2 separate regions of the Homo sapiens genome follow, and region 2 is linked to region 1. Evidence: chromatin loops called from intact Hi-C (ENCODE). Cell type or tissue: heart left ventricle. All regions are shown on one strand.

Region 1 (8,000 bases):
CAAAGTGCTGGGATTACAGGCATGAGCCACTGCACCCAGCCACGTCTTACTTTTTAAAGACAGAAAATGTAGTGTTTAGCAAGAAATATGAATTGTACTTTTTTTCAGTTGCCTAAAATATAAACTTCCTAAAAGTTAAGGTGTTTATTTATGAATGCATGTCAGTGAGAAGTTCTTTTTTCCCAAGGTGGTGTTATGGAGGGAAAGTCAGTGAGTCAGCCTATTTGCCGAGGCCAGCTTGTCCTTCAGGCATTTATACCACCAGTATTAGTTTGCTAAGCTGCCCTTACAAAGTACCATGAACTGGATGGCTTAAACAACAGAAATTTGTCTCACCGTTCTGGAGGCCAGGAGTTTGAAATCCAGGTATCAGCAGGGTTTTCCCTCTGAGGTTGTGAAGAAGAATCTGTTCCATACCTCTCTGCTAGCTTCTGGTGGTGTGCTGGCCGTCTTTGACATTCCTTGGCTTGTAAATCTCTGCCTTTATCTTCCATGGAGCTTTCCTTGTGTATTTGTGTCTCTATGTCCAAACTTCCCCTTTTTATAAGAACACCAGTCATACCGAAGTAGGACACACCCTATTCCACTATGACCTCATCTTAACTAATTATGTCTGCAACAAACTCATTCCCAAATAGGGTCACATTCTGAGGTACTGGGGGCTAGGACTTAAACATATGAATTTTAGGGAGATGCAATTCAACCCATAACAACATGGCTCTGAATAAAGCTTTGTTTTTCTGAGTAATTTTTGTTTGTTTGAATCTGACAGCAGCAAGTATAGAGATTGCAGAGTATCTGGCAGCAAACCACTATCCATGGGAATTATGCCATTGAGGTGTAGTACAGAGAAATAATAGTGCTTAGGCCAGGAATTGTTTCCTGTTCACTGTGTCTTAAACCTTTATTGGTTCCATTAGCTTACACAGCAAAAGGCATTTCCAATTCAGCATATTTTATTTCCAGTATGCCACTCTGATCTCAAACTTTAGTTAGAGAAGACCAACTAAGGCTAAGAATCAAAACTTTTGGAAGCTAGCAAGACCTGATCAAATCCAAACTCCTGATTTTTACAGAGAAGGGAACTGTGGAGTACAGGAAAATTCAATGTCTTACCCAAATACAGTACTCACAGCTACTTAGTGCCATGTTGCTACCACAACCCCACTACCCTGCCTCTTGCTGTAGCTCCTTCTTTCACATATTGTACTGCTCCTCTGAGCCACAGGGGCCATCGGTGCCCTATGACAGTGGTCCCCAACCCTTTTGGCACCAGGGACCAGTTTTGTGGAAGACAATTTTTCCATGGATTGGACGGCAGAGTAGGGATGGTTTCAGAATGAAACTGTTCTGCCTCAGATCATCAGGCATTAGATTCTCATGAGAAACACAAAACCTAGATCCCTCTCATGAGCAGTTCACAATGGAGTTCATGCTCCTTTGAGAATCTAATGCCACCACTGATTACTGCCTAAGGCAGAGCTTAGGCAGTAATGCTCACTCACCCACCACTCACCTCCTGCTGTGCGGCCTGGTTCCTAGCGGGCCACAGACCAGTAACAGTCTATGGCCTGGGGGTTGGGGACCCCTGCCCTATGATTCAAAAGGTCCCAATTCCTGTTGCCTTCATGGTGCTTTTCTCTAGCTAGAGAACACAGTCAACCCTGTTTTCAATGTGTGCTGTCTACCTGGGAATGTTTCATGGATGGCCCATACTGCCATTTTTTAAATCTACCTAAGCCTCACCTCTGGGATCTACCTAAATATATTCTCTCTTAATTCCATGGATATGAGCTCTAGGAAGGGAACTAATTATAATGTTAGACTCTGCCACATATGAACAGTAAAACACATTGTCCTAGAGAGCAGAAGCCATCCAGTATTGTGAAGCTTAATAGAAATTACTTTGATGGGCCTAGCATGGTGGCTCACGGCTGTAATCCCAGCACTTTGGGAGGCCAAGGCGAGCAGATCACCTGAGGTTGGGAGTTGGAGACTAGCCTGGCCAACCTGGGGAAATCCCATCTCTACTAAAAATATAAAAAATTAGCCAGGTGTGGTGGTGCTTGCCTGTAATCCCAGCTACCTGGGAGGCTGAGGCACAAACATCGCTTGAACCCGGGAGGCAGAGGTTGCAGTGAGCTGAGATTGGGCTACTGCACTCCAGCCTGGGTGATAGAGCAAGACTTTGTCTCAAAAAAAGAAAGAGAAATTACTTTGATGGTGAAGGTTTTTATTTTGGTTTGCTGTTGTTGTTGTCTTGGATGTTATTTTGGTGGCGTATTTTTTTGCATTTATATATTTCATAATCATATAATTATTGGCTTCTTTTTTTTTTTTTTTTCGAGACGGAGTCTCGCTCTGTTGTCCAGGCTGGGGTACAGTGGCATGGTCTCGGCTCACTGGAACCTCTGCCTCCCAGGTTGAAGCGATTCTCCTGCCTCAGCCTCCCGAGTAGCTGGGATTACAGGTGTGTACCACCACACCCAGCTAATTTTTTGTATTTTTAGTAGAGATGTGGTTTCACCCCAGGCTGGTCTCGAACTCCTGACCTTGTGATCCACCCACCTTGGCCTCCCAAAGTGCTGGGATTACAGGCGTGAGCCACCGCGCCTGGCCTATTGGCTTCTTTTTAACATTTATTATTAATATATATCTCCTCAACTTTTGGGGGTTTTTAGGGTTTTTCCCCAGCTTTATTGAGGTATACTTAACAAATAAAAATTATATATATTTAAGGTGATACATTGTAAAATGATTACCACATCAAGCCAATTAACATATCTATCACCTCACGTGGTTATATCTTTTGTGTGGTGAGAACCCTTAAGATCAACTCTTCTAGCAAATCTCAAGTACACAATACGTGATTATTAACTATGGTCACCACACTGTGCCTCAGATCTCCAGAACTTCCTCATCTGGCATACATTTTGGCCAACACCTCCTCACTTCCTCTTCTTTCCACCAGTAACTATCATTCTAGTCTCTGCTTTTATGAGTTCAGCTTTCTTAGATTTTACAAATGAGTTCATGCAGTGTTTGGCTTTTTGCGTCTGGCGTATTTCATTTAGCATAATGTCCTCCAGGTTCATCCATGTTATTGCAAATGGCAGAATTTCCTTCTTTTTTAAGGATGAATACTCTTCCTTTGTATATGTATACCACATTTGCTTTAACCATTCATCAGATAAGGCACACTTAGGTTGTTGCCCCAACTTTTTGGGAAGCTCCCTAAGTTGGTGTTCTGACCATGTCTGCTTACTTTTTGGTTTAAGCCCAGCACTTGGAATGAAGTAGGCACTCAGTATACATTTGAATGGATGATTGGTAGTTTTGTAGGGAGAAAAGCAGATACTGTTTATTATGCTGACAGTTCATTATTAAAGTAAAATTTATATATAGTAAAAATGCAGAAATCTTTGTAGTTCCATAAATTTTGAAAAATATGTACCCAAGTTACCATCACCCAGATCAAGATAAAGAACATTCCCCCATCCCACCAGCAAGTTCCCTTCTGCCCCTTCTTAGACGTGACCCGAAGGGCTTTTCTCCTTCGTTTTTTCCTGGAAGCTTTCTACGTTTAACTTTCACATTTTGTCGGTGATCCATCTCAAATTAATTTCTGTATATGATATGAGTAGGGGTGTCGAAGGTTTCTGTTGTTGTGCTTTAACAACTATTCCTTGTTCCTTTGATGAAATCAAATAATCAAGACTTGTATATAGAAATAGATTTGTCATTGGGAAATGGATCTCTGTATCTCTTTTTCTCTTTTATAATTGAACCATGGTTGCTGGGGATAACTTAGAAACACAGGAAAGGGCTAATTTTCTGCAGTGATTGGATGGCTCAAGGCAATATGTGTAGGACAGGTTACTCCAGTCAGACCTACGTTCAAATCCAAATGCCACCAGAGGTGAGACAAGATAGTCTTAATACTCAAATGTACAAAATAAATAGCCAGAGACCTCACCTAACAGGGTTCTTTTTAATGAGTAAATGAAATAACATGTGTAATACAGTCATCACAGTATAAACATCACAGTCAACGATGCCTGCTAGCTTTACACCTGTGCTTGTGTGTGTACATGTTGGGGTATGATATTGGAAAGAAAAACAAATCTCATAGCGATATACGGTGAAAAAGGTCCCTGAACTTGGATGAGGGTTCCTCTTTAAAAAGGAGGAACCCTTTTTATATTTATATCCTATCACACACAGAGTCACTCCCCTCAAAGGGAGAGGAGGCCCTCTTCTCACCTCTGAGGCTGCTCATGGCAGGAGCTCAGTCACTGCCAGTTCTCTGAGCCATTGTGGCTTCTGTCCTCACAATGAATAAACCTGGAAACACACTGTTTGAGTCTCTTCCTGCCTATGGGTTCTAAGTGCTGCTGTCTGAGCTGTGCCTGCAGCAGGCTTCCTGCTTCTGGTGCTCACTGCGGGGAGGGGAGCCATCGGTTGATACCAGGAGAGAGCCTGCTGCTCTGCTGCCTTCATTAGAAACAGGCAGTCTCCTTGTCTAAAAATAGCAAAAGTGGGAGAGTGGGGAAGAGCAGCAGCCATGCTCAGGGCTGAAAGTGAGAAAGGCAGAAACAAGCAGATCTCTGAAAGCCTCCTGTATGGTGGCAGGCGGCTAAGCATTCTGGGTGCAGTGACTGTGGTCAAAGCTTTTCTACTTCCCTGGGTCCGTGTTGGGGGGTTTTGTAGATGTGTCCACACACTCAGCCAAGGGCTGAGCATGAAGGAGCCGCTCTGTCCTGGCAGGAGCATGAGATGTGCCACACGCTGATACTGTCCAGGCTGCAGCAGGAGCGCTAGTGCTAGTGCTTGAGAATTTCCACACCCTGTAGTATCCTCACCCACTCCCTGCCCCAACCAAAGGTGAGCTTTTTCCCAGTGGGGCACAAGGTGTTGGTTTGACCATCACTTCAGAAGCGCCTGGGTCACGCTGGAATGGGCTTGCCCTTAAGCAGAGTGTGGCTCTGGTACTAAACAAGTCTTTGCAGCCATTAAGTGAGACCAGGCTGTATTTGTGGGTGTTCTCTGCAGGTAGAGCTTTCCTGTCTACATTTGTTATCAGTTAATGTTCTGGTAGCTAAACTAAGAGCAGAAAAGGAATTCTTTCCAAGGTCTTACGATAAATCTGTCTATGCAAGCAGACCTCATCAAAGCCCCATGAAAACAGGCAGAGTCTCAGAGGTAAGAGTCCTGTTGATACTCCTGTTTGCTTATCCCAAAGAGCTTTACCCTCTCTTGGCCTTTCTTTCTCTTGTACTATCCAAACTGATCCTCTTGCTGGCCTTGTGAGATGGGCTGGGCATCTTTCCCACCCACAGATGAGGAACCAGGAGCTCAGTGTCATAACTTGCCCAGCATTGTAACCAGTAATCAGAGACGCAGAGCTTGTATCAAGGCCTCTGCCCTTCGCCTGGATATTCTCTGAGGTTTCTTCCCCACATGACAGTTTCTGAAGGGCAAAAACCTCCTAACATGAAGCAGCCTAAAATGTGGCATGAATTTAAGCAAACTTAGGGGGCAAAAAAAAGACTCCATTTAACTTTGATTTGGGAAACATTTTTCTTTGCATGACCCAGCAATTATGACTCTGAACCCAGAGAGGGAAATATAACCCTAACTCACTGTTGGCCAGGCAGTATACAATATTTATATAGTCACAATACTATAAACTCTATGTGTCAATTTTCTAATTTTAGAGCCAATCTGTGGACAAAGAGGGAGCAATTTTGTTATAGCTGCAAGATAGGATATAAATATGAACAGCCCTGACAAAGTAGAGATAAAAGTTGTTCGGTGTTTTTTAAGTGTGTCTAATATAAAGTGAGAGGGGAAAGCAGGGACAAAGATGAAATAATGTGGGGAGTTAAAGGATACGGTGTGTGGTTGATGGAATAAAAAAGCTCACTAGGTATGTTATTTACAGTTACAAAATAAAATATAAATAGCAAATGTTGGAAGAAGACACAGGGTAGAAGAGGGTAAATGTCCCTCATAGTGAATCAATGGATGCTACCTTAGGTTAAGAATCTTTTAACCCCTGATTCATCAAAAGACATGAAGGGAATCGCCAGAAAATATTAAAAGAGAAATCCCAAAAAGGGCTGCTGCCCCTAGGGAATGGCGGAGGGTGGGGGTGGGGAGGGCAGGAGGTTGTTGCTTTTCATCAGAAGTCATCTGTGTTGTGTGCTTTATTATGATGTTTATTACTTCGATTAAAACAAATTGAGGCAGTGAGAGAATGACTTTTAAAAGACAAAAACTGTGGATAGTACCATATGTTCCCTCAACAAATGCTCTCATGAGAATTAGCTATAAAACACTCATTAGGTCTGCAAACAGAAATCAGAGTGTTCCAGGCTATAAAATTATCAATGACTGTTTTCAGCAGTCCAGCCAGGCTAATGCTCTCCAATGAAGCCAAACTAATGTTGCTGATAACCAAAAGAATCTTTTTTTTTTTTTCTGTAAATGACAGAGGCCTGTGTGGCATCAGGGTGCCATTAACGTTTTCTCCTAGAGAGACAGCCAGGAAGAAAAATCGCTCCTCCTGTACTGCTCTCACCTGTGAGAAGTTTATGACTTGTTCGGAGAGCAGAGCACAGAGCCCGGGAAGAGTACTGGCAGTTTCTGTGTTTTTACAAGGGAAGAACATAGCTGAGTAGATTAACAGTTTCCTGTGTGGCTTGTTGCAAATTACATGCAATTAGCCCTCAGACAGCCTGAATCGAGAGAATTGTGGCAAAACTTGATGGTGCAGAACCTAGGCAGGCAGCCAGACTCCTAAACCCAGTCACGTAAATTTGCTGCTGTAACTGGATCTTCCCAAGCCACAAGTCTGAGAAATGGTGGGCACTCTGACCTGACCACTAGATTTTCAGGATATTCCTCCTAAGAGAGGTATCCTTGCTTCTAAGTGACCCCTAAAACAGAACCTAGGAAACTCTCAGCCAGATAAATTAGAAATTGATTCTAAATAGGCTTGTGCCCAGGAAATCAACAATGCAGTAAAAATATCAGGACAAAAGCAAGAATACTTCCCAAAGTCAGAACTGAGGAGCAATGAATATTAAATTGATCAATGGCATAGACATTTAAATGAAAATCCTTTTTTTAAATGTATATTACTGGCCAGGCACGGTGGCTCACGCCTGTAATCCCAGCACTCTGGGAGGCTGAGGTGGGTGGATCGCCCAAGGCCAGGAGTTCAAGACCAGCCTGGCCAACATGGTGAAACCCCATCTCTACTAAAAATACAAAAAAAAAAGTAGTTGGGCATGGTGGTGCGCACCTGTAGTCCCAGCTACTTGAGAGGCTGAAGCAGGAGAATCGCTTAAGCCCGGGAGGTGGAGGTTGCAGTGAGCCAAGATTGCACCACTGCACTCAAGCCTGGGTGACAGCGAGACTCCATCTCAAAAAAAAAAAAATTATATTACCTTTACTGCTTGGGGCATCTTCAAGAGAAGACTTTGCTGTAGACTATGGATGCATTTATTTGAATTAGATGACTTATTCTTGCGTTATCTCCTTACTCTTTTGATAATTACATTTCATTATTTTTTAAGCCACAATGGACATGCACATACATACTCCTGCATACAGTTTATAGGTTCTTGAGCCTAGGTAAGACTTTATGTCCTATGTGAAACATTTCTTGATTAGGAAAGTTACACCTTTCTCTTCAGTAGTGCATATAACCTTTACTAATCTCTCTTTGCTAAAAATAATGTGACAGTGTTAAACTGAAATATTTTTAGTATCTGTTTTGGCTGAGGCCCAAAACAAAAGTAAATGTGAGACTATAGCACTTGCAAAGGTCAAAACTGGTTTTTGAATGGCAGAAAATCAGCTCTACAGCCCTCAGCTGACTACCCACCTCCAGCCTTTAAAAGAGGTTATTGAGGCCAAGAAAAGAGTGGCAGTTAGAATGTGATCTTTAGAGAGAACTGTTGATCAGAGGTGTCTGTCCCCACCCAGGGACA
Region 2 (8,000 bases), 65 kb before region 1:
TTTATATGACAGAGGGACACTAATAATGTGCTTGGGTCTTCAGAGGGGAGACATATCCCAATAGTTTGTTGAAATCATTAGTAAATTTGCATGGAGTGGGGACAGGCTTTGAAAAAACAGTAGGATTTGAAAAGATGGTAAGGACCATCTAGAAGAAACGACATGAGCAGAAGCATCAGAGTTTACATCTTCAGAGCACATTCAGGGGTAAAGAGCTCCAGTTAGACTAGCCTGGCAAATGTCTCTAGCCAGGCATTAAGTAACAAAAAGACATTGGCTAGGGCCATATTAGTGAGGACTTTCTATGTCAAATTGAAGCACTGGCACCAAGCAGTGGTGAGAGACTGAAGGCTTTGAGTAGGGATGTGATGTGACCTGGTCAAGCACAGATGTCAGGAATGGGTTTGTGAGGAAAGAATGGGAAACTGGGCCAGGCATGGTGGCTCACGCCTGTAATCCCAGCACTTTGGGAGGCTGAGGTAGGTGGATCACTTGAGGTCAGGAGTTCGAGACCAGCCTGACCAACATGGAGAAACCTTGTCTCTATTAAAAATACAAAATTAACTGGTCATGGCGGCACACGCCTGTAATCCCAGCTACTTGGGAGGCTGAGGCAGGAACATTGCTTGAACCCGGGAAGCGGAGGTTGCAGTGAGCCGAGAACATGCCATTGCACTCCAGCCTGGGCAACAAGAGCAAAACTCCATCTCAAATAAAAAAAAAAAAAAAAAGAATGGGAAACTGAAATTAATTCATTATCATTAGAGAGAAGGAACGTTTTGATAATAGAAGCTGCAGGATTGGGTGACTCAGTGAAGGAAAAGTAGCCATGAAGTATGAAATCGCATTAGAATGATTTCAAATAAAAGAGGGAAGTGAGGAAAAAGAACTGCTTTGGAGTGAGGTAAGAATTTAGGGTTATAGCATGGCCATGTGTAGACATTTAGATGGTCATGGTGGCTCATGCCTGTAATCCCAGCACTTTAGGAGGCCGAGGTGGTTGGATCGCTTGAGCCCAGGAGTTCAAGACCAGCCTGGGCAGCAAGGCAAAACCCCATCTCCACAAAAAATTAGTCAGGTGTGGTGGCATGTGCCTGTAGTTCCAGCCACTCGGGAGGCTGAGATGAGAGGATCACTTGAGCCCAAAAGGTCAAGGCTGCAGTGAGTCATGTTTGCACCACTGCCTCCAGCCTGGGTGATGGAGTGAGACTCTGTTTCAAAAAAATATTTTTTTAATTTAAAAAAGAAGTTTAGAGATGTTCTGAAGGAAATATATTGGGCTGCAGCTTAGGAATGAAGTCAGATTAAATGCAACAATTTAGGAATTTTCTGTAGAAAGATGGTAATTGGAATCTACCTTTAAGAAGATCTCAAATCTATCCACTTCTCCCTCGAGCTCCCCAGCTGCCCCTACTCATTCAAGTATTACCCTCTCTTACCTGGACTGCTGAAATACCCCCCAGTCGAAAGTAGGTACTTCCTGTGGGATCTTCCCACAGCTCTCTGATTTTTCCCTCCAGGCCTTATTACAATGTGTAATTCGGGCTTGTTTAATGTTGAGTATGGAATAATTATCTGTTGTTTTATCCCTGAAGATCCATCAACTTCCACAGTGCGTGGCACTCAAACATTTTTTTTTCCAACAAAAGAGTCAATGAATGTAAGTACTAGAAAGTAGAAAAAACAGAGAGCTTTGGGTGAACATCTTTAGGGCACAGGAAGAAAAAGTGGAAAAGTCAAATAGACAAAGAACCAAGAGAAGCCAGGGCACAATAGCTAAGGGAGAGGGGAGATTCAAGGTGGGCTGGTCATAGGGATCGATTCTGCAGGTGGAGGAATAACATGAATAGCTGACATTAATTGAGTGCTTTTTGTGTGCCTAAGACTTGGCACGGATTAACTCAGTTAATCTTCACAGTAACTTTGGTAGGAATTATTTGGTAGGAATCCCTATTATAGAGATAATACAGGTGAGAATAGATACCAGAAATGTTAAATACTTTGCCCAAAAACAAGCAAGTGGGGGAGCCATGAGTCAAACCAGGCCATCTGGTTCCAGAGCAAGGAGACTGAACCACCCTGCAGCCACACCAGCTCCTGCTAGCAGTAAGACAGAAGATAGTTTGCAGTGTGATGTGGTGTTAAAGATGTAAAAGCAAAAGGAGGACCAGCTGCTCTTTGTAGCCTTTAGTCATGAAGAGAGGATGGCAATGCCTATGATTCTGAGTTAGGATATTTCCACATTAGGTCCCCAAATCTACAGAAGTTACAGGAACACTCATGCATCACCAGTCATGAAAACCTGAGGAATATGCTCTCATTTCAAGAACAGGTAGTTTTTGATTGTGTCTTCAGGGTACTCTAGCAGCTGCTTTGACATTGACTTTGACATTGACTTTTTTACTACATTCCAATGTTGTTATTGACTTAAATTAGTCCTTGAGAGAGAAGGAAGAAAGAATCTGACTTTGGCAATAGAAAGCCTTGCAGTATTCCAACTTGCTTTCAGTTTTAAATAGTTCTGTGAATCATTCCTGTTTCCTTTTTTTACAAGTAGGGAAGTAAAGTCCTGCCAGAGCTAGACGGAAAGGCACCTGTATTTGCATTGTAACCTGAGTTTTGAATAGTAAATGCACAGGTACAGAATATACTAGCAACAGTAAGGTCAGGCAGACATTCTGGAAATGTGCACCTGAGTGATGAACTGGACTAACTGGTGTCTGTCATGTTGCAGAATGTTGCTAACTCTTAAAGCTCACACATGTTAAGTTGTTGGCAGATTTATCAATTCTTTTAATTAAAGGACTGGGATGATATGAGTAACGGAACTATTTTGTTCCTAATTGATGCAAATCTTAAAAGTACGTGACTAAAATCTGTTCCCAGAGTTTCTCATTACAGAAGCCTTTTAATTTGTTTTAAAATATATGCATATACATTTCTCTTTTTGTTCCTTCAGATTTCTTAATCGATGGTGATTTTTCCCAACCCAAACTCTAACTGCAATGGCCAGCTTTCCACATATGGGGATAGAATTTCTTTTTTTAAGCCTTCCACACTGAAAGTAGGGGTCTTGGCCTCACGAGGACAACTCAGCACCCTTCCCAGATGCTGGCAATCCAAAAGAAGAGTACAGAGGAGATGAAGCTCTTTTTAATATTTTTTATCACTTTTTCAAAAGTTAATTCTCTCTTGGAATTTATTCTTTAAAAAAAAAAATCGGACCCCTTACAGGATCAGGATAGTGTCTTACTTTATCCAATAGTTCAGTTTGGACCACACAGCCTGACTTTGTCTCACCTGTAAAATTGCACAGTTCTCTTAGGCCTGTTCATGGGCCGGGAAAAAAGACTGCAAGTACAAAACACATGGTTCAGGTTGAATATTGCAGGAAAAATATAAGAAAAAGTATTTCATTTTTAAAAAAATCTTCTTAACAATTAATTCATGGATGCTTTGCTGAGGAAAATGCTTTGCAGAGGTTGAATATTGCATGACAATATAAAAAAAGCATTTTTTTAAAAAAAACAAAGGTTTTTAACAAGCAGAATTCATTCATGGATACTCTGTGGAGGAAAATCATGGTGTCCGGAATGTTTTTAAGCTTGACCACTCCTAACTTGAGTAAATGATTCTGGGTGCCTTTTGGGAACATCCACAGTATTGTCAGAGTCTTCTTAGGACCTGCTTTTGAAGCCAGCTTACTGCTTTGGAGGATGCTTTGGGCTGTGCAGGGCAGAAGACTGTGTTTTTGCCAATTGAAAATTCCTGGCCAGGCACAGTGGCTCACGCCTGTAATCCCAGCACTTTGGGAGGCTGAGGCGGGCAGATCACGAGGTCGGGAGATTGAGACCTTCCTGGCTAACATGGTGAAACCCCGTCTCTACTAAAAATACAAAAAATTAGCAAGGCGTGGTGGCAGGCGCCTGTAGTCCCAGCTACTCGGGAGGCTGAGGCAGGAGAATGGTGTGAACCCGGGAGGTGGAGCTTGCAGTGAGCCGAGATTGCACCACTGCACTCCAGCCTGGGCAACAGAGCAAGACTCCATCTCAATAAAAAAAATAAACAAATAAATAAATAAATAAAAAGAAAAAGACAAGAGAAAATTCCTGTGTTGTCAGCCATCCAGGCCATACCCCTTGGTATCCACAAACCCAGAGCTTCTAAAGGAATTAGGATTTGCCAGAATGACACTGGTAAGCAGGCCAGCAATACAGTTCTATTTTTGTTGGCTAATTTAGTGACATTTGTTTTCAGAAGTGTAATTCTAGGAATGTTTACTTCAAGCGAACACCTGTTGTCTCTTGAGCTAGTGTGAGGGATGAGTCACCGTGAATTATAATCATAGTGATAAGAGCTAGCAATTAATTAAGCACTTTATGCTAGAGACTTTTCTAAGCACTTGACTTGCATTGTCACATTTAATTTTTACAAGCACCCTATATGATATGTAATAGTGTCAGCATTTTACAGATGAGGAAACTGAGACACAAGGAGATGATGTGACCTGCCTAAGGTCACAGAGTCCATGCTCTTCATCCCTCATCCCCCATGTCCTTATCCAAGTCTCTCCGAGAAAGGAAGCGCTAGCACTGATAAATATGAGTAGGGAAGTTAGCATCTGCAAATGGTCATTCATTGTGAAGAGTTGTTGAAGCTGTCTCGGGGGGTACTGTTGCCAAGCCATCATTTCAGTATGGTTGAGAATTAGAAAGGTTAAGGCCCTTCTACCACTTGTTTCTGTCTGAAGAAAGCATCTAATATCTGTTAGTGTTTTCTTTTAAGAGTCTGGCCCTTGGTGCTTCTGACATAAAACAGTCTTTCTTTCTCCCATGGTCTGTGCTACTGTATGGTGCAGTGAGGCACTGATAACACCTCCATGGAGAACCAGCCAAAGGGTCTGGTACTCAAGCATTGGATCAGTGGTAAGAAGGATTTCCTATCACCCCTCCCTTCCTCCTCCAACTTGACATCACTCCTCCTTCCATTAGGAAGGCTGGTTCCACATTGTTATCAAGCCATTCTTAGATCACTTGGGTTAGGAAATCCCACAGCCCAAACCTCTTAAGTGATAAGATTCTACTCTGAGCTCCTGCCTGACTCCCTTCTGAACTTGACTTTTTGAAAGATGAAGTGTGAACCCTCTGGAATAATTGATACCCATTTGCAGCCCACTCTCAGTTCTCATTGATGGCAAAGATGCCTGTAATACAGAATAACCTATTTCTTGAAGGCCATATGCCATACTTCACAAAGCCTTTTCTCAGGTGGCATCCATGAAGTGGCAGCCACAGGTAACTGAATCTTCAGGCCTGATCCCCTCTTTACTATATCATAAATATCAAAAGGCAGTTGGGCTGAACAAGAACAAGAAGCACAAGAAATTCTGGATTATTTTATCCCTAAACAATTATCTATAGGCTATGATCCTTCAGGGTGTTTCCTAGCTAAAGTATAGGAACAGCTTCTCATGTTGGTTCAGAGACAGCCGTTCTGACAACCAGGGTTGTCTTGCTTTTCTGAGCAGCTTTGTGTGAGAAATACCAGGTATTAAGAAGTCTGTTGTAGGGGAGAATCATATACAGACTAGTAGAAAAAGAACTTTATCATAGAGGAAAACACCCAGTTTGCAGGCATTCTTCCTGAACACTGCTCTTCCGTCTGAAAAGGTCCTGAGTGTCAAAGCCCCACCTATACCCTGAAGCCATCTCAACAGACTCGGACCCAGACCTTTGTCTCCTGTCATTTTCTTTTCAGAGCATTGCCATCTCTTTTGTCTGGCTGCATCCAACTATTTTTAATTCCCTTGCCTCCCCACTGTCTGCTGAGTGGATAATTAAACATGAAGTACTATGCTTTGTTGAGATTATATTTTTAAAGGACTTGCTACAGGGAACTGAACGGCACCTTCGAAAGACAGACTTTGAGGGCTGGGTGCGGTGGCTCACACCTGTAATCCCAGCACTTTGGGAGGCCGAGGCAGGCAGATCATGGGGTCATGGGTTCGAGACCAGCCTGGCCAACATGGTGAAACCCTGTCTCTACTAAAAATACAAAAATTAGCTGGGTGTGGTGGCGGGCACCTGTAATACCAGCTACTTGGGAGGCTGAGGCAGTAGAATCGTTTGAACCCGGGAGGCAGAGGTTGCAGTGAGCTGAGATTGCGCTAGTGCACTCCAGCCTGGGCGACAGGGCGAGACTCTGTCTCAAAAATAAAAAAAAAAAAGAGGTTTTGAGAAGAAGACCACTAACTTCCAAGAAGTTTATGAGAACAGAATTCAGACATAGAAAAGATACATTCAGCTAGAAAAGATACATTCTAGCTGTGTCTTCATGCTGAGGAAGATACAAGCGTACAAACTTACAAGCTTGTAGAGACTATTGGTTGTTGGTTTCTCTGCTCTACTGCTTAAGAGTGTGGACACCGGAGTTGACTGCTTGGGTCTCTGTCACTTATGTGCTGTGTGATATTGAGCAGATTACCTTATCTCTCTGTGCCTCCAGTTTTTCATCTGTAAAATAGACAATAGTAGTACCTAGCTTATAGAGTTGTTGAGATTGAATGCAAATGAGCTTCCTAGCACTGGCACATGGAAAGTACTCAATCCGTGCTATTAGTGAAACTTTCATGGAGGGTTGAGAAAACATGTGCTTGTTTCAGATTTGCATAAAATTCCCATCTTGGAGCCATTGTGATAATCCTTCCTGCATGTGGCCTAATAATAACCTCAAGTGTTTTTATTTTGATTCTTCATCTCTCAGCCACCCCGCTGGGAGGAATAACAGGAGCTGTGTGTCTGTATATCTAGAGCTCTCTGATAATGAGTAGATGAGACGAACAGGCCTTTGGGTTGACTGGCTTCCTGGTTCTTTTTCTCATTCAGGTGCTAGAAAGCTTCAAGATCATGGATTATAGCCTTCTGTTGGGAATTCATTTCCTGGACCATTCCCTCAAAGAGAAAGAGGAGGAGACCCCACAAAATGTGCCTGATGCTAAGCGGACTGGGATGCAGAAGGTTCTCTACTCAACAGCCATGGAATCTATCCAGGGTCCAGGGAAATCTGGAGATGGGATAATCACAGAGAACCCAGACACGTAAGTGCAGCCACACACCTACCCACCCTCTTGACTGTGGCAGCCCACGTCACTGGGTAATTATAGACAGTCACATTCACCTTAGGGTGGGACTCTAGGAATTAATTTCTACTTGGTGCTAAAATGGGTTAAACTGGTCTCCATTTCTATTCATCTAAAGATAACTAGATGAGTGGCAGTTTCTCCAGTTATTACTCCTTCACCCACTTGGTTTCTTTTTTTAACAATGGCTGAAAATGTTTTTGTCCCCATTAACTACATATTCAAAACATTCACCACAAGAGGAAGGAATAGACTTTGAATTTGAATAAACATGTTTTATTGTTTATTTATTTATTTTTTTTTTTTGAGACAGAGTCTCACTCTGTCACCCAGGCTAGAGGGCAGTGGTGCCATCTCAGTTCACTGCAACCTCCACCTCCCAGGTTCAAGCGATTCTCCTGCCTCAGCCTCCAAAGTAGCTGGAATTACAAACATGCACCACTACACCTGGCTAATTTTTGTATTTTTAGTAGAGATGGAGTTTCACCATGTTGCCCAGGCTGGTCTCAAACTCCTGGCCTCATGTGATCCACCTGCCTTGGCTTCCCAAAGTGCTGGGATTATAGGTATGAGCCACTGCACCCAGCCTGAGTAAAGATGTTTTAAGCAAATACACAATAAGAATGATGTTCGCAATTCAGAGCTTTTTGTCTGCCTAAGGGGATTCTGTTGTTCTAGTCCTGCACCCTGACAGATGTGGTCTCTCGTCTCAGCCAGATGTGGTAGTAACTACAGGATTAATTTGCATGTGTAAAATGCATATTGACTAACAGAAACAACTGCAACCAAAGTAAGTTATTGAAATGGCAGACTGCATCAGTTATGTGTACTAGCTGAGCAAGGAGACTGAAAGAAAGCAATC

Evidence for each region. A loop is a pair of places that touch in the nucleus more often than their neighbours do. Peaks named below come from ENCODE experiments on the same cell type or tissue, not always from the same donor. Only the 100,000 strongest peaks of a DNase experiment are listed, where the experiment ranks them.
Region 2: a loop joins it to region 1, with 5 times the contacts of the local background. A loop is called at or near these places in 5 of 110 quality-filtered maps.

What each region holds. Positions count from the first base shown.
Region 1 is chr9:68,975,328-68,983,327 of GRCh38, forward strand. The region is part of intron 14 of PIP5K1B (phosphatidylinositol-4-phosphate 5-kinase type 1 beta); the gene reads left to right. It overlaps LOC101927069 (a long non-coding RNA gene), which reads right to left and starts at 514. Exons shown (of 3, transcript NR_110647.1): 1 at 337-514. In heart left ventricle, no CTCF peak of the experiment used is centred here; DNase peaks (open chromatin) are centred at 4,443 and 4,820; H3K4me3 peaks cover 590 bases; H3K27ac peaks cover 5,972 bases.
Region 2 is chr9:68,910,664-68,918,663 of GRCh38, forward strand. PIP5K1B (phosphatidylinositol-4-phosphate 5-kinase type 1 beta) reads left to right here. Exons shown (of 16, transcript NM_003558.4): 9 at 6,885-7,096. Among named protein-coding and RNA genes, the nearest start is that of PRKACG, 99 kb to the right of the region's middle. In heart left ventricle, no CTCF peak of the experiment used is centred here; no DNase peak of the experiment used is centred here.